4 separate regions of the Homo sapiens genome follow, and regions 1, 2 and 3 are each linked to region 4. The links are chromatin contacts, found by Hi-C or POLR2A ChIA-PET in ENCODE. All regions are on one chromosome and are shown on one strand. Each heading gives the region's core, a stretch centred on a gene start or an enhancer-like site at or near the end of the contact. The rest is flanking DNA. Distances are from core to core; before and after follow the strand shown. Region 1 has its middle 20 kb from the start of MIR6516. Region 2 overlaps SEC14L1 (SEC14 like lipid binding 1). Region 3 holds the start of SNHG20 (small nucleolar RNA host gene 20). Region 4 has its middle 7.3 kb from the start of LINC02080.

Region 1 (6,237 bases), core at 367-2,866, 320 kb after region 4:
GGTGTGGTGGCCCGCACCTGTGGTCCCAGCTACTCAGGAGGCTGAAGTGAGAAAAATCACTTAAGCCCAGGAAGTTGAGGCTGCAGTGAGCCCTGGTGGCGCCACTGCACTCCAACCTAGGCAACAGAGTGAGACCCTTTCTCAAAAAAAATAAAAAAGAAAAATTATTTGGTTCTCAGGAGAGAAATAGGCTGCGTTCTCCTTCTCCAGCCCCGGGCTTTTCTTTGCTGTTCACCTTGCTGACTCCCCATGAATGCTTGTATCCGGCCACCAGGGTGGCATTTTGCAGAAAAGCAGTAATTTGCATATCACCTAAAAGAGTTCACACATCCCCCATGGGGTGTAATATACCATCAAGGATCACTTAAGTACTGGAGAGAAGCAGCTGATCAATGAAGAGCTTTAATGACTTGAGAGTCTGGGGCAGGGGAGAATCTAATTTATTCAGCCAACCACCGTGGACCCACAGGGGAAAGAACAAAGAGCCACAAACAAAAACTCACTTCCACTTCAGGACCACTTAGCCCACGCCAGGCTCCGGGCTCCGGGGTCCAGGCTCCAGGCACCAGGCTCTGGGTATTTAATCCTCAGAACAGTTTCTGAGACTGGCATCCTTATCTCCACTTTAAAGACAGGGATGGAGGCTCAGGGACGATCACTTGCCAAGGTCACACAGCTATTGAGCGCTGGGTAGGAACGAAAAGAAAGAGTCTCCTTCGTGTAGTTTCAAACTAATGAAAAATGGAAAAAAATTCAAAAGTATTTTCAGTAAACAAAAAATCTATTATATATTTCTATTCTATGTTATGCTAGTTAATGAAGACATAGATGAAAAGGAGAGAGGGGGAGAGAGATTGAGAAAGTCCAAGAAAACAGGAAAGAGAAATGAGATACAGGAGTCCGTAGACCAGGTCAGAAGATCCCCACCCACAACGGTGGATGGCAGAATAAACCGCAACCTCCTCACACACCGAGGGGCTTGGGGGATTCCCGGTGACGTAAAGGTGCCCTCCTTGACTTTCTTGCAACAACAGCAAAGGCTTCTCCACAGTGGCGTTCTAAAGGTTTCCCACGCGCTGACGGCTGAGTTGGTTTTCAAGCTTTACTTGGAGCTTGCTGACACTATCACAGATGCCTGAAAGTCCCTTTGAGAAAGGAGCCATGCTGGCTGGTTTTAGCCCACAGTCTCTGAACACAATTTGGTATTGACTTTTTATTTATTTATTTAAAAACAGAGACGGGGTCTCACTATGTTGCCCAGGCTGGTCTCAAACTCCTGGGCTCCAGCGATCCTCTCACCTCCGCCTCCCAAAGTGTTAAAATTACAGGTGTGAGCCACTGCTCCCAGCCAGTATAAATGTTTGTGTCAGTTTTCAGCCCCCTGTTCCATGCCCCCCCATACCATGCGCACGCACACACACACGGACTTAGATTCTCCCCATTTGAGCAGCTTTCCTCCAGCTGTTTGGGCGAGTGTGCAGTGCTGCCATATAAATGTGCTCAATAAAGCCCATGGTGATGACTCATCTCGGCACTATCTGAGCTCCACTTTCCCCATCCAGAGTCCCGAGTTTCTGCATTAAACGTGGTCGTCATAACCCAGTTCTGTCCGGCAGGAAGCCCTTGCTACAGACCTGGGTCCAGTGTGTCTCCTCTGGACAGTTGGGAGGTGGCAGCCCTATGGTTCGTGTGGGTTCTTCCCACAGGTAACTGAAACAGAGGGCCAGAGGGATGGGACCCCAGCATAGAATATGAATGTATAGGCCAGGTGTGGTGGCTCACGCCTGTAATCCCAGCACTTTGGGAGCAGAGGCGGGCAGATGGCTTGAGGTCAGGAGTTTGAGACCAGCTTGGGCAACATGGCGAAACCCTGTCTCTACTAAAAATACAAAAATATTAGCCAGTCATGGTGGTGCATGCCTGTAGTCTGGGCTACTCAGGAGGCTGAGGCAGGAGGATCGCTTGAACCTGGGAGGCGGAAGTTGCAGTGAGCCAAGATCATGCCACTGCATTCCAGTGTGGCCGACAGAGCCAGGCTCTGTCTCAAAAAAAAAGAAACAGCTGACATGTATATATACATTCATCTCTGTCTCCAAAAAAAAAAAAAAAAAAGAATGTATATGTCATCTGTTTCTTTTTTTTTTTTTGAGACAGAGTTTGGTTCTGTCACCCAGGCTGAACTGCAGTGGCTTGATCTCAGCTCACTGCAACCTCTGCCTCCCGGTTTCAAGCGAGTCTTCTGGCTCAGCCTCCCAAGTAGCTGGGATTACAGGTGCCAGCCACCACACCAGCTAATTTTTGTATTTTTAGTAGAGATGGGGTTTCACCATGTTGGTCAGGCTGGACTCAAACTTCTGACCTCAGGTGATCATCCTGCCTTGGCCTCCCAAAGTGCTGGGATTACAGGCGTGAGCCACCGCACCCAGCCTGGGGTTTGGCTTTATAGACTAAGGGCTGAAGAAAGCAGAAACAGAACAAAAAGCATATTGGTCATTTCAAAGTTAAATTCTTTGTAAGGCAGGAAGAGATACAGGACAATACAAAGACAACAAGAAAAAGATAACCAGTCACAGTTACATCTCTTTTTTCTTATAGAGATGATATCTTGCTATGTTGCCCAGGCTGGTCTCAAACTCCCAGCCTCACGTGATCCTCCTGCCTGGGCCTCCCAAAGTGCTGGGATCATAGGCGTGGGTCACAGAGCCCACCAAGTTACTGTTTGTTGTAAGGGTTAAAACAGAGGGAACTTCATTAGCATGCTGACTTGAGACTGAAACTGGCCTCCTTGGGAAATTAGGCTGCTATTTCTCTCGCCTGATTTCTTGGGAAGTCAGATAACAACTCAGTGTTGGTTTGCTGAGCACGGGTGACTCCATTTTGATTTTTGTCTGGTCTTTTGGGGCCTAGTGCAGGAGTTTAGTCCAAAACAAGGGCCTCCTATGATTTTTGTTTAACACTCTGAAAGAGAACGAACTGAAACTAACTGTTCAAAGGTATATTTTCTCTTTGCTTTCTGTAGCTTTTATTGTTTAATGCTCAGCCTTGGAAGGATATGCCGTTCCATATGTTCTAAAAGGAACAAAACAGTCTACCAGTACTTAGCATCTACTCATTTCCAGCCACTAGAGTCCCCAGCCTCACCACAGTTTAGCAGACTGTTAGCTGTTACATTAACTAAATGCGTAAAATGCTGATATCCTAATATGCCTCTTTTTTTGAAAATAGCATCATAATTCATCATAATTTGTAGGCTCGCAAACATTTTCTTGGAATCCACTGGACTCCCCCATGCTTTTTAATTCCGTACTTTCTGTGCAAGCAACACAATAGTTGGAACTGACTTCAGGCCAACTGCTTCCTTTTAACTTTTGTCATGTTACCCAGAATAGAGGCATGGAGTTGTTTACCCGGTTTTCATTGAGGAACATTCTTTGTCTTCCAAGGAATACATAAGAAGCCTTCCTGTCTCAGAACACCAAGCTCTGAAAGGTGACTTTTCTGCTCGAGTAATTACACTGGTTGACTGAGCTCCGGAAAGGAAACGCATTCTTGGTTGCAGAGAGAGGAAGTGGCTTGCATTGTTGGACAAAAAGAAAAATGATTGTTTCCTAGGGTCACTGTCCTCAGCCTCCCTTTAGAGAGCCTGGATCTTGCAGCCATCAGTTATGGAAGTGGCTCTGGGAATAACTTTGCCCTGGGTGATGATTGTTGATGAAAAGAGTCGAAGTGTATAAAATATTTGAAGAGATTTATTCTGAGCCAAATATGAGTGACCATGGCCAGAGACACAGCCCTCAGGAGGTCCTGAGAACATTTGCCCATGGTGGTCAGGACGCAGCTTGGTTTAAACATTTTAGAGAGGTATGAGACATCAATCAAATACATTTAAGAAATACATTGGGGCTGGCTGGGCGCGGTGGCTCATGCCTATAATCCCAGCACTTTGGGAGGCTGAGGTGGGTGGATCATGAGGTCAGGAGATTGAGACCATCCTGGCTAACAGGGTGAAACCCCATCTCTACTAAAAAAAAATACAAAAAATTAACTGGGCGTGTTGGCAGGCACCTGTAGTCCCAGCTACTCGGGAGGCTGAGGCAGGAGAATGGTGTGAACCCGGGAGTTTGCAGTGAGCCAAGATTGTGCCACTGCACTCCAGCTTGGGCGACAGAGTGAGACTCTGTCTCAAAAAAAAAAAAAAAAAAAAAAGAAATACATTGGGGCTGGGCACAGTGGCTCACTCCTGTAATCCCAGCACTTTGGGAGGCCGAGGCAGGAGGATCACTTGAGGTCAAGAATTTGAGACCAGCCTTGCCAACATGGTGAAACCTCATCTCTGCAAAAATACAAAAATTAGCCGGGTATGGTGGCAGGCACCCGTAATCCCAGCTACTCGGGAAGCTGAGGCAGAAGGATCGCTTGAACCCAGGAGGCAGAGGTTGGAGTGAGCCGAGGTTGTGCCATTGCACTGGGTGACAGAGCGAGACTCTGTCTCAAAAAGAAAAAAAAAAAAAAAAAATACATGTGTGTGGTCCAGAAAGGCGGGACAACTCAAAGCCGGGGGTGGGATTCCGGGCTATACGTGAATTTAAAGATTTTTTGGTTGACAATTTTTTGGCTGAGTTTGTCTAAAGACGTGGGATTGATAGAAAGGGAATGTTGAGGTTAAGATAAAAGATTGTGGAGACCAAAGTTCTTTTGAAGTGTTTTTTTTTTTTTTGAGACAGAGTCTCGCTTTGTCGCCCAGGTTGGAGTGCAGTGGGGCAAAAGCCACAGACACTCAAGGCCAGCCAGTGCAAGCAGCCGGCAGCCGGGAGGGGGGCTGAACCCCAAAAAGCCACAGGGATGGAGCTGCCCAAGGCCATGGGAGCCCACCTCTTGCATCAGTGTGACCTGGATGTGAGACATGGAGTCAAAGGGGATCATTTGGAACTTTAAGGTTTAATGACTGCCCTATTAGATTTTGGACTTGCATGGGGCCTGTAGCCCCTTTGTTTTACCCAATTTCTTCCGTGTAGAGTGGGTATATTTACCCAATGCCTGAACCCCCATTGTATGTAGGAAGTAATTAAGTTGCTTTCAATTTTACAGGCTCATAGGAGGAAGGGACTTGCCTTGTCTCAGATGAGACTTTGGACTTGGACTTTTGGGTTAATGCTGGAATAAGCTAAGACTTTGGGAGACAGTTAGAAAGGCATGATTGTGTTTTGAAATGTGAGGACATGAGATTTGGGAGGGGCCAGGGGCAGAATGATACAGTTTGTCCGTGTCCCCCACCCAAATCTCATCTTGAATTATAGTTTCCATAATTCCCAAGTGTCCTGGGAGGAACCCGGTGGGAGGTAACTGAATCATGGGAGCAGTTACTGCCAGGCTGTTCTCGTGTTAGTGAGTGAGTTCTCAGGAGATCTGATGGTTTTATAAGGGCCCTTTCCCCGCTTTGCTCAGCACTTCTCCTTCCTACTGCCCTGTGAAGAAAGTGCCTTTCTTCCCCTTTGCCTTCCACCATGATTGTAAGTTTCCTGAGACTTTCCTAGCCATGCAGGACTGTGAGTCCATTAAACCTCTTTACTTATAAATTAGCCAGTCTCGGGTCTCTCTTCATAGCAGTGTGAGAACAGACTAATGCAGGGGGGCTATTATGTTGCCAATCACAGGTATATAATAAAAAGTTAAGAATTATAATTTCTAAGTGGTAGGATTTCCCTTAATCCTTTTCTCTTATCTATATTTTCAGAAGTTTTCCCAGGAATACACATACTGCTTTTGAAATGAGAAGAATGAAATCTCATTTATAGTCTATATTGACGTCTTTGCAATGTTCATTAATCCACCTCTCAGGACAGCCCTGAGAAGTGCATACTGTTCCTGAACAGTTAACAGTTACAAAGATGAATTGAAAAGTATTTAGGCGGCCAGGCGTGGTGGCTCACACCTGTAATCCCAGCACTTTGGGAGGCCGAGGTGGGTGGATCACGAGGTCAGGAGATCGAGACCATCCTGGCTAACACGGTGAAACCCCATCTCTACTAAAAATACAAAAAAATATGGTGGGCACCTGTAGTCCCAGCTACTTGGGAGGCTGAGGCAGGAGAATGGTGTGAACCTGGGAGGTGGAGCTTGCAGTGAGCCAAGATCGCGCCACTGCATTCCAGCCTGGGCGACAGAGCGAGACTCAAAAAAAAAAAAGAGTACTTAGGCATAATGGGTCATGCCTGTACTTCTAGCACTTTGGGAGGC
Region 2 (6,577 bases), core at 3,048-5,547, 420 kb after region 4:
TGAGGTTAAACCGCAGGCTCAGGTTCGTAGAAACCTCTGAACTCCTTTCATGATATGAGCTAGCCATCCCGTGTTGTTGCTGCTTCCAATTATGACACGAAGAATTGAGCTGGAGCCCAAGGAGACCTGCCTCACCGCGTTGTGCCTGTTTGTCACATGCCGACCTCCGTAGTGTGTTTGCGGTGCTGAGCGTCTTTGTGGTTAATTGAACTGTCCAAAAACTTGGGCCTTCTAAGGCTTCTTCACCTCTCTCCTGAGCTGCTGTTGAGGCTGATTGTTGAAAGGAGGTTGTTCCCTCCTGCTCTCTGGTGGCCGGAGGTTACTAACCAGCGGGCAGTCTGGTATTTTTCCACCACGACATCACTGCTTTGACACTTATGCTGTACTGCAGGCTGAAGACTGAAATGTTTATTTTCTATGTAGTTGCTTCCCAAGGCTAATAGAACGAGGACTTCGATTTTATGAACTTTAGTGTGGAGTCATTGTGTCAAGGTCAATTAGGAGATTTATGTTATGTACAAGTTCTAATTCAACTTGTTTCAGGCAAATTCAAAAGAAGTTCTTCATTAGTTTTTGGCTGGTGTTATAGACCAGTCATTTGACTTTAGACAGAAAACATTATTCATTGATTCTGTATCTTCACTATAATTCCCTATCATAAAAATAATGCCTGTGGCTATTGAGAGCAAAACTCTTTTCTTAAAGTAATACTTTTCCTTTACAGGGCAATATAAATACCCCTAATGCTTATATGAGTCAGCTTTAGTAACTGGGTGCAGTGCCTCACGCATTTTAGTAGGAATTCTGTGGTACATCAGCTTCAACTTGTTCCCGTTTATGCAGAGTAAAACACATGTATTTAAGTGGTTTTTAAAAACATATTGCTCAGTAGTGCAGAGTGTTTTACGACCCTGCCAGTGTTTTCCATTTTCTCAGCAACCTCCAGAAGTTGAGTGCAGGGGGATAGTGCTGGCCGGTGTGTCTGGGTTTCGTGGGGTTGGTTTGTGTTTGCACAGGTTTCACTGCTGTGTTTCTTCTTCCAGTGCGAAGTGCCAGAGGGTGGACTGGTCCCCAAATCTCTGTACCGGACTGCAGAGGAGCTGGAGAACGAAGACCTGAAGCTCTGGACTGAGACCATCTACCAGTCTGCAAGCGTCTTCAAAGGAGCCCCACATGAGGTACGTCCTCCGCCTTCCTGCACCTGGGCCGGCCCTTCCTCCGCAGAGGGCCTGGCCCTCGCAGGGCTTCCTGGCAGCCTTTCATTCAGAACAGTCCACTCGTTTTTCTGCTCTTTGTCTTTAGGCTTTTGTTGACACTCGATATTTAGTTTCAGTAAATGTCAACGTCGAAGAATGGGTCTCTCTCAGAATAGAAACTAGCTGTGCTTGATCAGAGTGCCTGGAAAGGAAATTGGATCTCTTGACCTCCATTTTACTAAAGCCACCAAACACAGAGATAGGAATAGCTAATCTTTCCTTGTTGGAGCACTTAACTCCTGAATTTAGTTTATTTCATGGTTATATTGAACAAGTTTCATGTGCTACTTTTTCTTTTTTTTTTTCTAGACAGAGTTTTGCTCTGTTGCCCAGGCTGGAGTACACTGGCATGATCTCAACTCACTGCAACCTCCGCCTTATGGGTTCAAGCAATTCTCCTGCCTCAGCCTCCCAAGTAGCTGGGATTACAGGCACCCGCCACCACGCCTGGCTAATTTTTGTATTTTTAGTAAAGGTGGGGTTTCACCATGTTGGCCAGGCTGGTCTCGAACACCTGACCTCAGGTGATCCACCTGCCTTGGCCTCCCAAAGTGCTGGGATTACAGGTGTGAGCCACTGTACCTGGCCCGTTTGCTACTTTTTCTTGGCTGGGTTTTGGTTATTTATAGATATCTTGGGGATTTTCCGATTTCTGTAAGTCTAATGGAGCAAGGAGGGTGTTCCTGTATTCCTTTTTTGCTGTCACTTTTGGTAGAGAAGCAAGGGCGTTCCGTGTTCCTGTGCATGCCATATGTCTGTCCTGTAGCATCACGAGTGACCTGAAGCAGGAGGGGCCTGCAGCGGAATCTCCCTTCTCAGCTAGGACAAGGTTCGTGGCCCAGAGTTGTTGGAGAGGATGGTGGCACTCTGTGCAGAGCAGGTGTCAGTGAGGATGTGGTGCTGGCTTGGGCAATGGTGCTGGCCGGGAGCTGACTGCGGCCTGCTTCCTGCCGTGGTGGCACCTGGGTCAGCCATCTGCCAGTGGCTTCTGCTGGGGTGTCTTCCTGAGTGGCTCACCTGGTGCTTGCAGGGCAGGTGGATAAGGGAATGCTGTTGCCATGGTTTGAACAAGCAGAGACAGATTTGGTGTGCCTTACTTGTAGATACATACATAGAGGAATCTCAGATTTCATAACGTCTTGAGGATTGTCTGTATTCATTTCTTACCGGGAGGGCAGGCTCCAGGGACCGAGTCCTTGTTCCTTGTTTGTTAGGCACTATCGCTCTTGTCCATGTTTCAAGAACTTGGGGTGCAGTGTGTTTCGTGTGAATCGGGGGCATCTGTAGACATCCACATGGTAAAAACCTCCGTTCTGCTTTGGGTATTAAATAAAGCACAGATCCGAGATGGCAACAAACTGAAAGGAAGGCTGAAGCGGAGGCCCCCACTGTGAATGCAGGAAAGAGGTTCCGTCAGCACAGGGGGCCGAGGCCTCAGGATGGAGCTGCCTGGGGAGCCACTTTGCTGAAGAGGGGGCCGTGCCACGTGGTGCCGCCTGCTGTTCTTAGACAGGACCCTTGTACCTCACTGAATCTGCTGTGGAAGGACATTCTGAAGTGGCGTTTCAGTGGTGAGGTGGCAGTGGTGGGATTAAAGGGGCCCGGCTCGTAGAGCAGCCACGCGCTGAAGGGCACAGCAGACAGCGTGCATGGGCTGAGAGGGGCCGTGGGCCTGGCTCTGCTGCTTCCTTAGGTGGAGTTTTCAGTGACTGCAGAACTCTGCACAGCTGCTTTTCATTCTCACGTCCGCCCCCGCCCAATCTTTGAAACTAACTTTGATTATTCCCTCCTGGGTAGCTCTGTCGGTGCTGTGTAAGTTTGGTTTTCAATTGGTTCTCAGCACCCAGGGGGTGACCACCTCAACCCCATCTCTACTATGCCAGGGGCTCATCCCGCTCACCCAGCCTCGCCACTGTTCTCTCGTGTGAGCCTCACACGGCAGGCCCGGTTCCATGCCCCTGCTTCCCCCTTGCTGGGAACGCTGTCCTCAGGCTCCCCTGCCTGCTCTTTCTTTAGCTTTCACCTTCTCCAGGGCCTTCTGTTCTGTCCAGCCCAGGGCAGTCCTCTGAACCACTCATGTACGAGCTCACAGTGTTTGGTGTTTCTAAGACCTGGCCTCTTAGAGTGTGTGTGAAGATGGTGTATGGGAGATCTTGGACCTCTAGGTGCAGGTCACAAAGAACACAGAGCTTGGTGCATGACATGTAGCAGGATCCAGCGGTTGAATGGATGGTGGTGTGTGACTCTGGGGAAAGAGATCCGTCCATACGCATTCAGCGTTTCCCTCCCCAGCTTCAGCACCTGCACCCTGGATCCCCTGGAGAGCACGATGCGCTCGCAGCATGCCGGCCTGGTGCTCGTGGATCGTGGCTGCCTAACGCTGCCTCTTTTTCAGATTCTCATTCAGATTGTGGATGCCTCGTCAGTCATCACTTGGGATTTCGACGTGTGCAAAGGGGACATTGTGTTTAACATCTATCACTCCAAGAGGTCGCCACAACCACCCAAAAAGGACTCCCTGGGAGCCCACAGCATCACCTCTCCGGGTGGGAACAATGTGCAGCTCATAGACAAAGTCTGGCAGCTGGGCCGCGACTACAGCATGGTGGAGTCGCCTCTGATCTGCAAAGAAGGAGAAAGCGTGCAGGTAAAATCACACACAGGTCAAATCGCGCATCCGTGACTCCACACGGCCAGGTGATTCTGTCTTGAGTAGACTCTTTGCTTCGCTCCTTGAGCAGCCCTGTGTAGCTTTTGAGGCCCTGCTTGTGGAGGAGCAGCTTGCCTGGAGGAGCAGGAAGCCAAGTGGGTCTCGTAGGAAGGAGTTCAGGCCTCGCAGTGGTTTTGGACAGAATCTGCGACTTTTCCCAAAAGCAGCCTGTGACAGGAAGGGAAGGCATCGCACGCACGGGCCCAGCTGGGCTTCATAGGATTTTTCCCCCCCGCCTCATTTCACCGGGTTGTGTTTGTCTTTTTCAAAGGAAAATCACCCTAAATAGAAGTAAGAGGGACAAGTACTTAGAGAACTATTAGCTCTCATTACCAAACCTTCTAATTTGTTTCAAATGCTTTCAGTTCCCTTTTCACATTGTGGCTGGTTATTTTGGGTGCCTGTGCTCACAGTAGCCTCGGGGCGGGGGCATTGCTTCTGGCCTTCATAATAGATGCATCGTTTTGCTGCCTTTACAGTTTTCAGGGGTAAGGCTTGTCAGTGTTTCAGTGGTCTTAGAGGCAGAGTAAAAGAATCCTTTGTCCATTTTAAAAACAATGAACAGCTAAGCTGTGTTAACCAGTCATGAATTTCGGAGAGAATGGAGAAGGAGCTTTCCACGGATTGACGGCTCACTTTAGGGTGACGTGCCTTCAGCCCCGAACATGCTGGATGATTGGCAGCATGTCAGAGAAAGTGAGGCCAGGTCCAGGGAAGCTGTGCTGAGCCCTCCCTCCAGCATGGGTGCCACCAGCCTGCCAGGCTCCTGCCTCCGTAGGTGGGGTGGGCTGGGCAGGCCTCGTGAGGGCCACGGACATGGAGCTTGTCCCTCCGGGCTTCCCAGCACCCGGGAGTGACCACACTCAGTAGAGGGAAGGACATTGTCAAACCTGCTGCTGAAGCAAAATAGCAGGTTCTGAATCCCATTGAGATAGTTTCCGTAGCTACATGAAATCCTAAAGACAGTCCCCTTGGCGCTTGTCAGGCCTGTGGTAGGCCAGGGGTCGGAAGCGAGTCGCCCTCAGCTGCCACTGCCCTACTTGTTCTAGGGTTCCCATGTGACCAGGTGGCCGGGCTTCTACATCCTGCAGTGGAAATTCCACAGCATGCCTGCGTGCGCCGCCAGCAGCCTTCCCCGGGTGGACGACGTGCTTGCGTCCCTGCAGGTCTCTTCGCACAAGTGTAAAGTGATGTACTACACCGAGGTGATCGGCTCGGAGGATTTCAGGTGCGGCCACCCTCGCCACAGCAGGTGCTGCGGACAGCTGGGCATGGTTGGAGGGAGCCTGCAGTCCCACGCCGTGTGCAGGATCAGCAGTGGCGGCGGGTGTCAGGAATGCTTGGAGGGCCAGGAGGGAGTGGCTTTGGGGTCATTTGTTGGCACGGTGACTCCCTGCCTGTCTGCAGAGGGAGAGTGTCGGAGACAGAGCCGACTGACTGCCTTTGCTTTAGCTCACACTGCCGTCTGCGTGCAGGCTGTGGGAAGCCGGTCCCCCTGGTGGGTTACTCATGTCCATCCCCCGTTTGCAAGCACTGATGGGGATGAGAAGTGAGCAGAGAACAGGGTGGGCCACGAAGTCCAGCAGGCAGTGTGGGCCGGCGGGTGGTTGGCAGGGTGGTCCTCACGCCTCGCCCCTCCCTGTGCCATTACAGAGGTTCCATGACGAGCCTGGAGTCCAGCCACAGCGGCTTCTCCCAGCTGAGTGCCGCCACCACCTCCTCCAGCCAGTCCCACTCCAGCTCCATGATCTCCAGGTAGTGCCGCGCTGCCTGCACCTAGTGTGCAGAGGGGACGGCCGCCCCTCCTCGGACAGCCAGCTGCACCCGCCCACCCAGCGGCGACATTGTACAGACTCCTCTCACCTCTAGATAGCAAATAGCTCTCAGATGGTAAACGTAGTCGTTTGATCCCAAAACTACCTTGGCAGGTAGTTTTAACTCTGATCCTAACTTAACTCAATAGCCATAGATTTTGTATACGTTGTGCACAAAATCCAACCAGAGCGCAAGGGCTCTCTTGAAAGAAAAGTAGTTTCTGTACCAATTAAAGGATTGACGTGGTCTCAGATATTGATGCAAAAAATTTTTCCAACGAACTCCGCATTGTCCATTAGTGAATGAATTCCTGTGACATCCTCCAGAGATGGCCCCTCCTCACCTGGGACGGAAGCTGCCAGCTCGCTTCCCCCAAGCTGCCTCATGGCCCGCACGCCGCCTCACGGCCCCCATGCTTCCCGCCAGTCAAGATGGTCTGTGGACTTAGGGCCAGCCCTTGAGGTCCTTATCCTCTGAGGATTCAGAGGTTGCCTGCGGAGTACCTTGTCCCAGGGCCAGACACACCCACACCACCCACTGTCCTGCAGTGGGGCCGGGGGCTCAGGAGGGGCTCTCAGGGACTCCTGGTGACTCCAGGAAAATGCTGCCATCGTTAAACATTACTTTCTCTTTCCTCCTTTTCAAATCTTTTTGATACTTTTTAGAGCAGGATTTTTCTGTATGTGAACTTGGGTGGGGGGGTTCTTCCCGTTTCCTTCCGTGCGTCGCCCCTCTCACCTGCAGTCAGCTCCCAGCCCAGTGTAGGCCATCTCCTCTGTGCCCTCTGGTGGCTCAT
Region 3 (6,898 bases), core at 4,299-6,798, 300 kb after region 4:
AGCCTCTAGAACTGTGAGAAATAAATTTCCCTTTTTTTTTTTTTTTGAGACAGTTTCGCTCTTGTTGCCCAGGCTGGAGTGCAGTGGTGCAATCTTGGCTCACTGCAACCTCTGCCTCCCGGGTTCAAGCGACTTTCATGCTTTATCCTCCTGAGTACCTGGATTACAGGAGCACACCCCTACTCCCGGCTAATTTTTGTATTTTTAGTAGAGACGGAGTTTCACCATGTTGGCCAGGCTGGTCCTGAACTCCTGACCTCAGGTGATCCACCTGCCTGAGCCTCCCAAAGTGCTGGGATTACAGGTGTGAGCCACCATGCCTGGCCTAAATTTCCTTTCTTTATAAATAACCCAGTCTCAGGTATCCTGTGATAGCCGCACAAAACAGACGCAGACACCTGGACAGAGGCCCTCCCCATGGTGTTCCCTGGCACAGCTTGGCTGCCCTCCTGCAGTGCTCCCTTGTGGTACGTAGTTACCATGGCTAGAGGCTCTAACAACGTGACCTTATCGAGTCCCCATCTGTAAAATGGAAAACTATTAGTGGCAGCCACCTCCTGGGTTATATGAGGACTCGATAAGGTCACTTAGCATCAGAGGGCAGGGGTGGTGCATGAGCTTTGGCCTCAAACCACAGGAGGCTCCTGCACACAGGTGCCTCTGAGAGTCAGGTTCCTGCCTGACAGCTGTAGGCACAGCTGCAGCCTGAGCCCAGCACTACCCAGAGCTATCAGGGCCAGAGGAAGGCCTGCTTCCTGGCCCTGGTTCCTCAATGGGTCCTGCCAGCCACCACCCTGCAGAGCTCAAAACGACTGTGGAATGGTTAGCACCACACACTGTAACCCAACCCCCCTGCTCTCCTCTGCCTCCCCTCAAAAGCATTCCAGATGCCAGGCAGCAGCCCCGTGGCCACCTCTGCATAGGTGAGCAAAACATCAGGAGCTGCCAGCCACAGGCTGCCAAGCCTTTGCTGTGGAGGGCTTGTGGCTGGCCCTAGGACTGGGATGCCTGTTCTTTAAAATGGGGTCCTGAGGCCGGACGCAGTGGCTCACACCCATATTGCCAGCACTTTAGGAGGCTGAGGTGGGAGGATCTCTTGAGCTCAGGAGTTTGAGACCAGCAACATAGTGAGACCTTCTTGTCTCTACTAAAATAAAAATTAAAAAAAAATAAAATAAAAAATAGGCCAGGTGCAGTGACTCATGCCTGTAATCCCAACATTTTGCGAGGCCAAGGTGGGTGGATCACCTGAGGTCAGGAGTTCGAGACCAGCCTGACCAACATGGTGAAACCCCGTCTCTACTAAATACAAAAAATTAGCTGGGCATGGTGGTGCATGGAGGCTGAGGCAGGAGAATCACTTGAACCCAGGAGGCGGAGGTTGCAGTGAGCTGAGATTGTACCATTGCACTCCAGCCTGGGCAGCAAGAGCAAAACTCTCAAAACTCTGTCTCAAAAAAAAAAAGAAAAAAAGAAAAAACATTAGCTGGGCATGGTGGCACGTGCCTGTAGTCCCAGCTGCTGGGGCCAGGGGTGGGGTTGGGTGCTGAAGCGGGAATATCCCTTCAGCCCAGGAGATCAAGACTGCAGTGATCCCTGATTGTGCCACTGTACTCCAGCCTGAGCGATAGAGTGAGACCGTCTCAAAAAAAAAAAAAATTAAAGTAAGTAAAACATAAATAAAGTGGGTTCCTGAACCATGGGGACTTTGAGGAATGTCTTCCACTAGCTCTGCACATCTGCAAACTGCCGGCACCTCTCCTGCCCCCACCTGCTTCCTCTCAGCCCTGTGCAGGGGGATACTGTGGCTTTTGCCTTGCAATTAGGGCTGCCAGATAAAATATAGAACACGGGTTATATTTGAATTTCACAAAATCAACGAAGAAAACTTTTAGCGGGGCGCGGTGGCTCACACCTGTAATCCCAGCACTTTGGGAGGCTGAGGCAGGCGGATCACTTAAGGTAAGGAGTTCAAGACCAGCGTGGCCAACCTGGTGAAACCCCCATCTCTACTAAAAATATAAAAATTAACTAAGCGTGGTGGCGCATGCCTGTAATCCTAGCTACTCGGGAGGCTGAGGCAGGAGAATCGCTTGAACCCAGGAGGTGAAAGTTGCAGTGAGTCAAGATCGCACCATTGCACTCCAGCCTGGGTGACAAAGCAAGACTCTCTCTCAAAAAAAAAAAAAAAAAAAAACCCAAAAAAAGAAAGAAAGAAAATGTTTATATAAGTGTGTCCCTGACTCCCTGCATACAAAATTGTAACAAAACTATTTATTTATGTATTTTTTGAGACAGAGTCTTTCTGTGTCACCCAGGCTGGAGTGCAGTTGCACAATCTCAGCTCACTGCAACCTCCGCCTCCTGGGTTCAAGTGATTCTCCTGCCTCAACCTCCCGAGTAGCTGGGACTACAGGCGCCTGCTGCCATACTCGGCTAATTTTTGTATTTTTAGTAGAGACGGGGTTTCACTGTGTTGGCCAGGCTGGTCTTGAACTCCTCACCTCAAGTGATCCACCAGCCTCGGCCTCCCAAAGTGTTGGGATTACAGGTGTGAGCCACCATGCCCGGCTTCCCTATGCTTTCTTTTTTGTCTTTTTCTTTTCTTTCTTTCTTTTTTTTTGAGATGGAGTTTCGCTCTTGTCACCCAGGCTGGAGTGCAATGGTGCGATCTCTGCTCACGGCAACCTCCCCTTCCTGGGTTCAAGCAATTCTCCTGCCTCAGCCTCCTGAGTAGCTGGGACTACAGGCACCCACTGCCACACTCAGCTAATTTTTGTATTTTTAGTAGAAACAGGGTTTCACCATGTTGGCCAGACTGGTCTTGAACTCCTGACCTCAGGTGATCCACCTGCTCAGCCTCCCAAAGTGCTGGGATTATAGGCATGAGCCATCATGCCTGGCCTCTCACCACATTCTCTCTGGCAGCAGTGCCAGGACCTGCTGGCAGGGTCTGTGATGTAGCAAGCATCTGGCCAGGAAGGAGATGTGTATCTCTGTTTCCTGCAGCCCTCCCAGCTCCGGGGGATTCATCCTCTCTCGTCTGGGGAGGTGGGGGCAAAGGTTCCTGCTGCAGACCTCATCTTCCCGATAAGGCTGAGGATGCTGACAACACCCTGCCTTTAGAGAGAACAGCCCCACTCAACAGAGACCAGATGTGTTCATCGAAAGGTGTGTAACAAATAGCCCAGGGGACACAGGATATGTCAAACAATTGGCACCGGAGAGCATGTGAGAAGAAACTGTCACCTGGGACCAGAGCTGGCTTCAAAGGGCAGGTGTGCTCTGCTGGAGTGCGGATGCGCGGAGTGTCTGGGAGCTGGGCTGGGCAGAATGGCTGGAGCAGGGGTCTGTGTGGGCACCAAGGTGATGAAAGGCGGTCAGATCAACAGGGCCAGGACAGGTAAGGGTGATTTGTTGAGTTTTGTTTTTTCCTAATGAAGCAGAAATGGAAAAAGAGGGGGAAAGCAATCGTGTGGACTCTATCCTGCAGGTCAGACAGGCAGCCCCGGAGAAGACCTGCTAGGTGCACGGCTGGCTTGTTTCTAACATCACCTGTGGTCAGCAGCGCCACCAAGAGCCACCACCAGGGGGCAGAGGTAGGGCCATGTAGTAGACGCCTGTAGTTTTCGCCTGTCCAGGACGCCTTCACCCCTGCTTCCTTTGAGAAAAGTCCCTCTCCCACTCCAAGTGGTACTGACGGGGATCACCCACACAAAAGAAACCTGGAGGCTCCCCTCCTGGGGCACCCGGCTTCTGCTCCAACCAGGTGAGCCCAATGCCTGCCTGAAGCCACTTGCGTTGTTTACAAACCTGTTTACTCCAGTTAAGCTGATTATACAATTATATCCTTTCATTCTTATGTAAACTCATGAAATATGGTAAAACAAAACAGAACTGTAGCTCCTCCATCAAAACAAAAATGTAAGTTAAATATTTCCAAGTTAATAAAACTAACAGTATGTATTGTTGAATGTGAGTGAGACAACTCAAAGACATTGTGAAGGAGGTGCGGTCATAAAAATCTCGCTCTGTCACCCAAGCTGGAGTGCAGTGGCACGGTCTTTATTTTATTTTATTTTATTTTATTTTTTGAGACGGAGTTTCTCTGTTGTTGCCCAGGCTAGAGTGCAATGGCGCAATCTCGGCTCACCGCAACCTCCACCTGCCTGGTTCAAGCAATTCTCTTGCCTCAGCCTCCCAAGTAGCTGGGATTACAGGCATGCACCACCACGCCTGGCTAATTTTTTGTAATTTTAGTAGAGACGGGGTTTCTCCATGTCGGTCAGGCTGGTCTCAAACTCCCGACCACAGGTGATCTGCCCGCCTTGGCCTCCCAAAGTGCTGGAATTACAGGGTCGAGCCACCATGCCTGGCCTCAGTGGTGCAGTCTTGGCTCACTGCACCCTCCGCCTCCTGGGTTCAAGCGATTCTCCTGCCTCAGACTCCCAAGTAGCTGGGATTACAAGTGTGTGCCACCACACCTGGCTAATTTTGTATTTTTAGTAGAGATGGAGTTTCACCAGGTTGGTCAGGCTGGTTTCGAACTCCCAACATCAAGTGATCCATCTGCCTCGGCCTCCCAAAGTGTACCTGGCCTTTTTTTTTTAATGGTTATTTCTTGGTGATATGTTAAACAAGGGGTGGATTATTCATGCCTCCCCTTTTTAGACCATGTAGGGTAACTTCCTGACGTTGCCACGGCATTTGTAAACTGTCATGGCGCTGGTGGGCGTGTACCAGTGAGGGCAACCAGAGGTCACTCTCATAGCCATCTTGGTTTTGGAGGATTTTGGCCGTCTTCTTTACTGCAGCCTGTTTGATCAGCAAGGTCTTTATGAGCTGTATGACCTAGCAATGCATCCAAGTAGGTCTCAGCTTTATTTTACCCAGCCCCTATTCAAGATGGAGTTGCTCTGGTTCAAACGCCTCTGAGACAAGGTCCAGCAATTCTTCCTTGGTTGTGGGATTAGACTCAGAGCAAGATTCCTGTTCGTTGCTTCCTGTGCCCACAGACAGTGAACTGTCGGGAATCTACCAGGTCTTTTGGAGCAATAGGCTTTTCAGGGGGTATCCCAATAGGCCAGGACGGCCTGCATCTTCACGTAGCCCCTCTGCTCTTGAGCTTTCTCCTTCCTGCCACCTGGGGTGGTGGAAAGGGCATTGGGTTTGGAGCAGAAATGACTTAGGTGTGAACCCAGCTCTGCCACTTCCTGGCCGGCTGTGCTTGGAAAAGTAACCAAGCATCTCCGGAGCGCCCCACTTCTCATCTACAAGACAGGAGTGGTCTTTGCACTTAATTCAGAGGGTTGCATGAGGAGTAGAGAGATAATGCTTTCACGGCTCCAGGAACCCAGCGGGCTTTCAAGAAATGGGATGTTCCTTCTGATTCCCTCGCTCCAGGGCCCTCCCCTCTGGCCCAGGCTCTAGTCCCCATTAATCACACCGCGCGGGCTGCGACCCCTTTAAGTCCGGCTTGGATGACCCAGATCCAAAGTCATCGACTCTCTAGCTGCTATCTCTATGGTAAGTTATCACTTCCGGCCGGAAGTTGCTGACGGAGCTACTTCCGCCCAGGGGAGTGGGAAGTAAGTGGAGACACGTGCTTTGGCCTGTTGGAGGGGAAACCCGCTCTCGCCTCCTGGTGGTCGCCGACTCGCAGTCCGCAGGATGACTCAGGGCAGCCCTGACCACAGTTCCGCCGCCATCGGCCCTAGCCTGCGGAATTGGGCTCGCCCCGGGACGATAACAGAGCTCTGCCGGGGGCTGGAGGCACTGACCGGGTGACCAGAGACCCAGAGACCAGACCCCCTCCACGGCGCCCGGGATTTCGGGGACGGCTTCTCCCATCGCAAGTAGGGCTTGGACGGGAGGCGACAAAAGAGAACTTGGTCCGCACACAGCCACCGAAATTGGAATGAGGAGCTGTAGGGAGGCCCCGTAGCCAGCAGAAAAGCATTGGGGTCCCTGGCTGGGTTAGCCCAGGTTTCTAGGAGTGTGGTAAGCGTCGAATGACTTTTGTCCTTTTAAAGCACATTATGTTACTTTTTCCCCCAAGGTTTCAACAGAAAATGAGAAATATCCCCCGACGATTGGCTGAAAACATGCAGCAACCACTATTTTCTTCCTGCCCCTCGTTGATGAGAGCATTCGAAGTGACCTCAGCAGGGCATCCAGGTATGTCAAGCATGGTGACAAAGTGTTCAGGTCAGACGGTCTGGGGAAAGGCTCCTGTGTTGTTGAGCCTGCCAAGTTGTGGGTGCAGCATGGTACCAGGCAGCCCAACCCTGACCTAAAGTAAATTCCCGGAAGAAGTCTTTCCTGGGTTTTGAATTTGCAGTAACAGGTGTGAGCATTCTAGCAGCAGTTTGATGATCATGTATGATACTGCAAACAGGACCTACGTTTAAAGAAAATGGTTGTAGTTAGTATCAGAGAGCCCTTGCTTTTCAAAACTTCATAAACAATGTTACTGTCATGTCTTTCATTCAATAAACATTTGTTGATACATTGGCCTGACATCATGTTAAATGTTACGGATACAGAGATGAAGAAAACAGTCATGGCCCTTGTTCTCTGGGAACTACAACCCAGTTAGGGAGACAAGGTTAAATGATCACACTTAAGAGGGCATAATTCAGCCAGGTGCAGTGGCTCATGCCTGTAATCCCAGCACTTTGGGAGGCCGAGGCGGGTGGATCACCTGATGTCAGGAGTTCGAGACCAGTCTGGCCAACATGATGAAACCCCATTTCTACTAAAAATACAAAAAATTAGCTGGGCATGGTGGCATGTGCCTGTAATCCCAGCTACTCAGGAGGCTGAGGCAGGAGAATCGCTTGAACCCAGGAGGTGGAGAGGTTGCAGGGAGCCGAGATCACACACACCACTGCACTCC
Region 4 (6,260 bases), core at 1,717-4,216:
GGGAGGCCGAGGCAGGTGGATCATGAGGTCAGGAGTTCGAGACCAGCCTGGCCAACATGGCAAAACCCCATCTCTACTAAAAACAAGAAAAAAATTAGCCAGGCTTGGTGGCACGCGCCTGTAGTCCCAGTTACTTGGGAGGCTGAGGCAGGAGAATCACTTGAACCTGGGAGAAGGATTGCACCACTGCTCTCCAGCCTGGGCGACAGGACGAGACTCCGTCTCAATCAATAAATCAATCAATAAATAAGATCGGACGTGGTGGCTCATGCCTGTAAGCCCAGCACTTTGGGAGGCTGAGGCGGGCGCATCACCTGAGGTCAGAAGTTCGAGACCAGCCTGGCCAACATGGTGAAACCCCATCTCTACTAAAAATATAAAAATTAGCTGGGCATAGTAATGCACACCTGTAATCCCAGCTACTGGGGAGGCTGAGGCAGGAGAATCGCTTGAACCCAGGGGGCGGAGGTTGCAGTGAGCTGAGATCACACCATTGCACTCCAGCCTGGGTGACAGAGTGAGACTTCATCTCAAAAAAATAAAAAATAAAAAAGTTTTAGAGCAGGAATGAAAGGAAGCAAAGTACACTTGGAAGAGGGTCAAGTGGGCAACATAAGAGATCCAAGTGCCCTGTTCAGCCTTGGGCTTGGGGTTTTATACATTGGCATGGTTCCGGGGTTTGTGTTTTTCTTCCCTTAATTTTCCCCTTGGGGCAGGCTGTCTGCATGCACAGTGACCTGCCAGCACTTGGGAGGGGCCGCATGTGCAGTGCGTTTACTGAAGTTGTGTGTATGCTCGTTTGAGGCATTTTTCTCTTACCAGTCAAGCATTCCCAGAGGAAGGTCATATACCAGTTAAACTCCCATTTTGCCTCTTAGTGCACATGTTTGAACCGACTCGCCTAGCTCCTGAGATCTTATCAGGAAGCTGCTGATCACTAGCTCCAGGTATTTTCTATCTACTGGGAGACTGCAGGTCCCTGGAACCAGCTGCAACCAATTATCATTTTAGCGACACAGTTTAACAACTGCCTGACCATCACCTGATGGTTGCCTGACGACCTGATAGGGGCCCTCTCCTGCCCTGCTCAGTTCTGCCTAACTGCCTACTCTAACATACTGATTTATGTCTTGGCCTGCAACTTCTGTCTCCCTAAATGTGTAAAACCAAGCTGTAACTGACCACACTTTCTCAGGACCTCTTGGGATTGTTCTCCCAGCCATGGTCACTCATATTGGCTCAGAATAAACCTCTTTAAATATCTTGCAGAGTTTGGTTTTGTTCATCAACATGGTTGTGAATATGGATTGTGTTTATTGGTTAAGAGATAATTAACTTTGAAAAGTTAATGTCTCATTAAAATAAAACATAATTACTTTGGCTTGTTTGTTTGGGTTATTTTGGTTGGGTTTCCAGCATGTAAAATAATTAGACAACTCTTTTCTCTACAACTCACATTTCTTTTCTTTTTTTTTTTTTTCTTTTTTTTTGAGACAGAGTCTCACTCTGTTGCCCAGGCTAGAGTGCAGTGGCGTGATCTTGGCTCACTGCAACCTCTGCCTCCTGGGTTCAAGTGATCCTCCTGGCTCAGCCTCTTGACGCATGAGCCACCACGCCCAGCTAATTTTTGTATTTTTAGTAGAGACAGGGTTTCACCATGTTGGCCAGTCTGGTCTCAAATTCCTGACCTCAGGCATGAGCCACCATGCTCGGCCTCGGCCTCATATTTCTTTCTTTCTTTTTTTTTTTTGAGACACCATCTCACTCTGTTGCCCAGGCTGGAGGGCAGTGGCGTGATCACAACTTACTGCAACCTCTGCCTCCTGGGTTCAAGCAATTCTCGTGCCTCAGCCTCCCGAGTAGCTGGAATTACAGGTGCGCGCCACCATACCCACCACAGGTTTTGCCGTGTTGGCCAGGCTGGTCTTGAACTCCTGGGCTCAAGCAATCCACCTGCTTCAGCTTCCCAAAGTGCTGGGATTACAGGCGTGAGCCACCGTGCCCGGCCTAAAACTCATATTTCTTGATAAATATTGGAAACATATTCCCTAGAAATAGTCTAACTCGGCCGGGCGTGGTGGCTCACGCCTATAATCCTAGCACTTTGGGATCACGAGGTCAAGAGGTCGAAACCATCCTGGCCAAAATGGTGAAACCCCATCTCTACTAAAAATACAAAAATTAGCCGGGCGTGGTGGCACACACCTTGTAGTCCCAGCTCCTCGGGAGGCTGAGGCAGTAGAATTCCTTGAACCTAGGAGGTGGAGGTTGCAGTGAGCCAAGATCACACCACTGCACTCCAGCCTGGGCGACAGAGCCAGACTCCATCTCAAAAAAAAAAAAAAGAAATATTCTAACTTGACATTTTGTGTGTTTTGTGTGTTTTTTGGTCCTTGATCAACAATATACTAAATCTTAATACTAGGATGTATATTTGTGTGAAGGTAGAAGGTCAAACTTGACCTTCTTTTTAACTTTGTGTGCAAATAGTGTGAATGTGCCCTGGACACCTCCCTGCAGCATTGGGCTATGATTTACTGGTTTTCTGAGCTGCTATTAAATCTGGAAGTTTTGATGTTCTTATCAAGAGTAGTTCTGCCCTATTTCTGTGTGATAATTTAGAGAACAAGCAGATTGCAGCTTTAGAGAAGTCTAGTCCAGAGGAGGCTCCTTTGAGCATTTATTTTTGACTTCGTTTCAATTCACAGGTCCTCTTTCTTTTACTTCCTGAAAATGTTGTCAGATATTTCCAATTCTTCAGTCTTTTTTGTTTACATTCTAAGCCTGTTTAACTTTTTTTTTTAAATTGGTTTAGTTTTCTCAGTTTTATATCTTAGAAAGGGATCTTTTGGGATAATTGTCACTGAACCGAAAGCAATTTGATGACTCATATTGTAGACACTGTGAGAACATGTTGAGGAAAAAACAGATGTTTTCTTCTCTACTTCTTTGTGGTTGGCGCGCTGGGGAGGTAGCCTGCTGAATCCATGTGCCGTGGGGGAGCCGCACGGGGTGTCTGGGCTGGCTCTCCTCCCACAGGTGGCTGCCCCCCAAGCTGTACCCTATTCTGCAGGAAATGATTTGTTTGGCAGCCAGAGCTTGCTTTCCACTAAAGAACATTGCCTTGGCTCTGGCAAACCCTTTGACTTAGGAACCATTTTGGCCTGTCCCATTATTTTGCAGAATGAAGCGCTTTGGGTTTGCTATACAGCTGGTTTTGGTTTTTTGCTTGTTTTTTTTTTTTCTTTTTTCTTTGTGTTCCCCCCCGCCCCGAGAGATCAACTCTTTCATTTTATCCCTTTCTGGATCAGAAACCATTGAAACCAGTGAAAGAAGAATAGCCCAGTGCAGGGCACTCACGTCTATTCAACACTGAATCCTTAATATGCTAGATGAGCCCAGCACATTTCATACAGTGCCATGGTGCCCTCCACGGCCTGACCTTCCAAAGCGAATTTTCTCTGCTAGAGACATCACTAATATATATTGAGTGCTTACCTACATACCAGGCACCCTTTTTTTTTTTTGAGACAGAGTCTCACTATATTGCCCAGGCAGGAGTGCAGTGGCACTATCTTGGCTCACTGCAACCTCTGCCTCTAGGGTTCAAGCAATTCTCCTGCCTCAGCCTCTTGAGTAGCTGGGATTACAGGTCTGCATCACCACATCCAGCTAATTTTTGTATTTTTAGTAGAGAGGGGGTTTCACTATGTTGTCCAGGCTGGTCTCGAGCTCCTGACTTCAAGTGATCCACCCATCTCAGCCTCCCAAAGTGTTAGGATTACAGGCATGAGCCACTGCACCCGGTGTAGGCGTTCTTTTATTTTTCTTTTCTTTCTTTTTTTTTTTTCCGGGCTCTCTTTAAAGCATGTTACAAGTAATTATCAACTAGAAACCATTATCCCCATTTTATAGATGAGAAAACCAAGGCACAGAGAGATCAAGTAACATATCCAAGATGGCAGAGCAGGTAAGTGCAGATAAGGACCCGCCTAAATTTGTCCATGTCCTGATTGCTGGAACCTGTGAATATGTTAGTTCCATGGTAACGGGGAATTGAGGTTGCAGGTGCAATTAAGGCTGCTAATCAGCTCACCTTGAGATGGGGAGATTATCTGGAATTAGCTGAATGGGCCCAATATAATGTCAGGTCCTTAAAGTGGAAGATTATCAGGGAACCTGCCCCCAATAGTCATGTAGGTTCTTTTCTATTTTCCCTAAGCATCCGCCGGGTTGAGAAATAAAGGGACAGAGTACAAAAGAGAGAAATTTTAAAGCTGGGCATCTGGGGGAGACATCACATGTCGGTAGGTTCCTTGATGTCCCACAAGCTGCAAAACCAGCAAGTTTTTATTAGTGATTTTCAAAGGGGAGGGAGTGTATGAATAGGGTGTGGGTCAAAGAGATCACATGCTTCACAAGGTAATAGAATATCACAAGGCAAATGGAGGCAGGGCGAGATCACAGGATGGGCGAAATTAAAATTGCTAATGAAGTTTCGGGCACGCATTGTCATTGATAACATCTTATCAGGAGACAGGGTTTGAGAGCAGACAACCAGTCTGATCAAAAATTTATTAGGCGGGAATTTCCTCGTCCTAATAAGCCTGGGAGCACTATGGGAGACTGGGGCTTATTTCATCCCTACAGTTTCGACCATAGAAGATGGCCACACCCAAGGGGGCCATTTTAGAGGCCTACCCTCAGGGCCGCATTCTCTTTCAGGGCTGTTCCTTGCTGAGAAAAATAATTCAGCAATATTTCTCCCATTTGCTTTTGAAAAAAGAGAAATATGGCTCTGTTCCGCCCGGCTCACCAGCGGTCAGAGTTTAAGGTTATCTGTCTTGTTCCCTGAACATTGCTGTTATCCTGTTCTTTTTTCAAGGTGCCCAGATTTCATATTGTTCAAACACACATGCTCTACAATTTGTGCAGTTAACGCAATCATCACGGGGTCCTGAGGCGACATACATCCTCCTCAGTTTACGAGATGACAGGATTGAGATTAAAGTAAAGACAGGCATAGGAAATCACAAGGGTATTGATTGGGGAAGTGATAAGTGTCCATGAAATCTTCACAATTTATGTTCAGAGATTGCAGTAAAGACAGGCATAAGAAATTATAAAAGTGTTAATTTGGGGATCTAATAAATGTCCATGAAATCTTCACAATCCGTGTTCTTCTGCCATGGCTTCAGCCGGTCCCTCCATTCGGGGTCCCTGACTTCCCACAACAGAAGATGGAGGCAGGAGGGTCAGGGTCAGAGTCAAAGTGATGCATTGGGACAAAGATTCAGTCTGCTGTTGCTGGCATTGAAGACAGTGGAAGGGACCACAAGCCATAGAATCTAGGTGGCCACTAGGAGGTGGAAGAGGCAAAGGAACAGTTTCTCCCCTAGAGCCTCCAGGAACAATGCAGCAGCCTTGCTGACACCTTACTTTTAGCCCCAGGAGACCCGTCTTGCACTTCTGACCTCCAGAAGTGTAAGATAATAAAATTGTGTTGCCTTTAAGCCACTCAATGTGATAATTTGCTATAGCAGCAGTAGCAAGCTAATACAAGGAGAGATGGATTTTTAAAAATCTCATCTGGGCTGGGTGTGGTGGCTCACACCTGTAATCCCAGCACTTTGGGAGGCTGAGGTGGGTGGATTACCTGAGGTCAGGAGTTCGAGACCAGCCTGGCCAACATGGTGAAACCCCGTCTCTACTAAAAAATTAGCCGGGCGTGGTGGAGCGCACCTGTAATCCCAGCCACTCAGAAGACTGAGGCAGGAGAATTGCTTGAACCCAGGAGGTGGAGGTTGCAGTGAGCCTAGATCACGCCACTGCACTCCAGCCTGGGTGAAAGAGCGAGACTCCGTCTCAAAGAAAAAAAAAAAATTAGCCAGGCGTGGTGGCAGGCACCTGTAATCCCAGCTATTTAGGAGGCTGAGGCAGGAGAATCACTTGAACCTGGTAAGCAGAGGTTGCAGTGAGCCAAGATCATGCCATTGCACTTCAACCTTGGCGACAGAGCAAAACTCTGTCTCAAAAAAAAAAAAAAAAAAAATCTGAAGAAGATGTACTCTTTTTTTTTTTTTTTTTTTTTTTTTTGTTTTGAGATGGAGTGTCACTCTGTCACTCAGGCTGGAGTGCAGTGGTGTGATCTGGGCTCACTGCAACTTCCACCTCCCAGGTTCAAGCGATTCTCCTGCCTCAGTCTCCCAAGTAGCTGGGATTACAGGTGCCCGTCACCATGCCCAGCTAATTTTTTTTGT

Evidence for each region. A loop is a pair of places that touch in the nucleus more often than their neighbours do. ChIA-PET counts read pairs that join two places held with the same protein, here RNA polymerase II (POLR2A). Pooled maps may share reads with other maps.
Region 1: a loop to region 4 is called in a pooled map, with 2.7 times the contacts of the local background. The contact joins two enhancer-like sites. A Hi-C loop is called at or near these places in 1 of 50 pooled maps. POLR2A ChIA-PET finds 5 or more read pairs at or near these places in 2 of 52 experiments (Caco-2 and GM12878).
Region 2: a loop to region 4 is called in a pooled map, with 2.8 times the contacts of the local background. The contact joins two enhancer-like sites. A Hi-C loop is called at or near these places in 1 of 50 pooled maps. POLR2A ChIA-PET finds 5 or more read pairs at or near these places in 2 of 52 experiments (A673 and activated T-cell).
Region 3: a pooled map shows a loop between it and region 4 (2.7-fold over the local background). The contact joins the promoter of SNHG20 here to the enhancer-like site in region 4. A Hi-C loop is called at or near these places in 1 of 168 maps with a recorded cell type or tissue (K562) and 1 of 50 pooled maps. POLR2A ChIA-PET finds 5 or more read pairs at or near these places in 4 of 52 experiments (Caco-2, OCI-LY7, activated naive CD4-positive, alpha-beta T cell and 1 more).

The regions. Positions count from the first base shown.
Region 1 is chr17:77,106,694-77,112,930 of GRCh38, forward strand. It overlaps a transcript of SEC14L1 not described here. Among named protein-coding and RNA genes, the nearest start is that of MIR6516, 20 kb to the left of the region's middle. RefSeq lists enhancers at 1-8, 71-735, 849-1,178. Within about 2 kb of position 1,617, at least 5 of the 41 ENCODE cell types and tissues checked have a DNase peak (open chromatin) inside an H3K27ac peak, as active enhancers do.
Region 2 is chr17:77,208,299-77,214,875 of GRCh38, forward strand. SEC14L1 (SEC14 like lipid binding 1) reads left to right here. Exons shown (of 17, transcript NM_001143998.2): 14 at 1,044-1,178; 15 at 3,652-3,903; 16 at 5,016-5,194; 17 at 5,620-6,577. The coding sequence ends at 5,725. Among named protein-coding and RNA genes, the nearest start is that of LACAT1, 42 kb to the right of the region's middle. RefSeq lists enhancers at 3,767-3,876, 4,217-4,266. Within about 2 kb of position 4,298, at least 9 of the 41 ENCODE cell types and tissues checked have a DNase peak (open chromatin) inside an H3K27ac peak, as active enhancers do; they include A673, where a contact is called at or near this core.
Region 3 is chr17:77,083,095-77,089,992 of GRCh38, forward strand. It overlaps SNHG20 (small nucleolar RNA host gene 20), which reads left to right and starts at 5,549. Exons shown (of 3, transcript NR_027058.1): 1 at 5,549-5,855; 2 at 6,059-6,177. It overlaps MIR6516 (microRNA 6516), which reads left to right and starts at 6,323; the gene lies at 6,323-6,403. It also overlaps a transcript of SEC14L1 not described here and SCARNA16. RefSeq lists enhancers at 4,955-6,154, 5,421-5,730, 5,651-6,585, 5,921-6,030.
Region 4 is chr17:76,788,610-76,794,869 of GRCh38, forward strand. It overlaps a transcript of MFSD11 not described here. Among named protein-coding and RNA genes, the nearest start is that of LINC02080, 7.3 kb to the right of the region's middle. Within about 2 kb of position 2,967, at least 12 of the 41 ENCODE cell types and tissues checked have a DNase peak (open chromatin) inside an H3K27ac peak, as active enhancers do; they include A673 and OCI-LY7, where a contact is called at or near this core.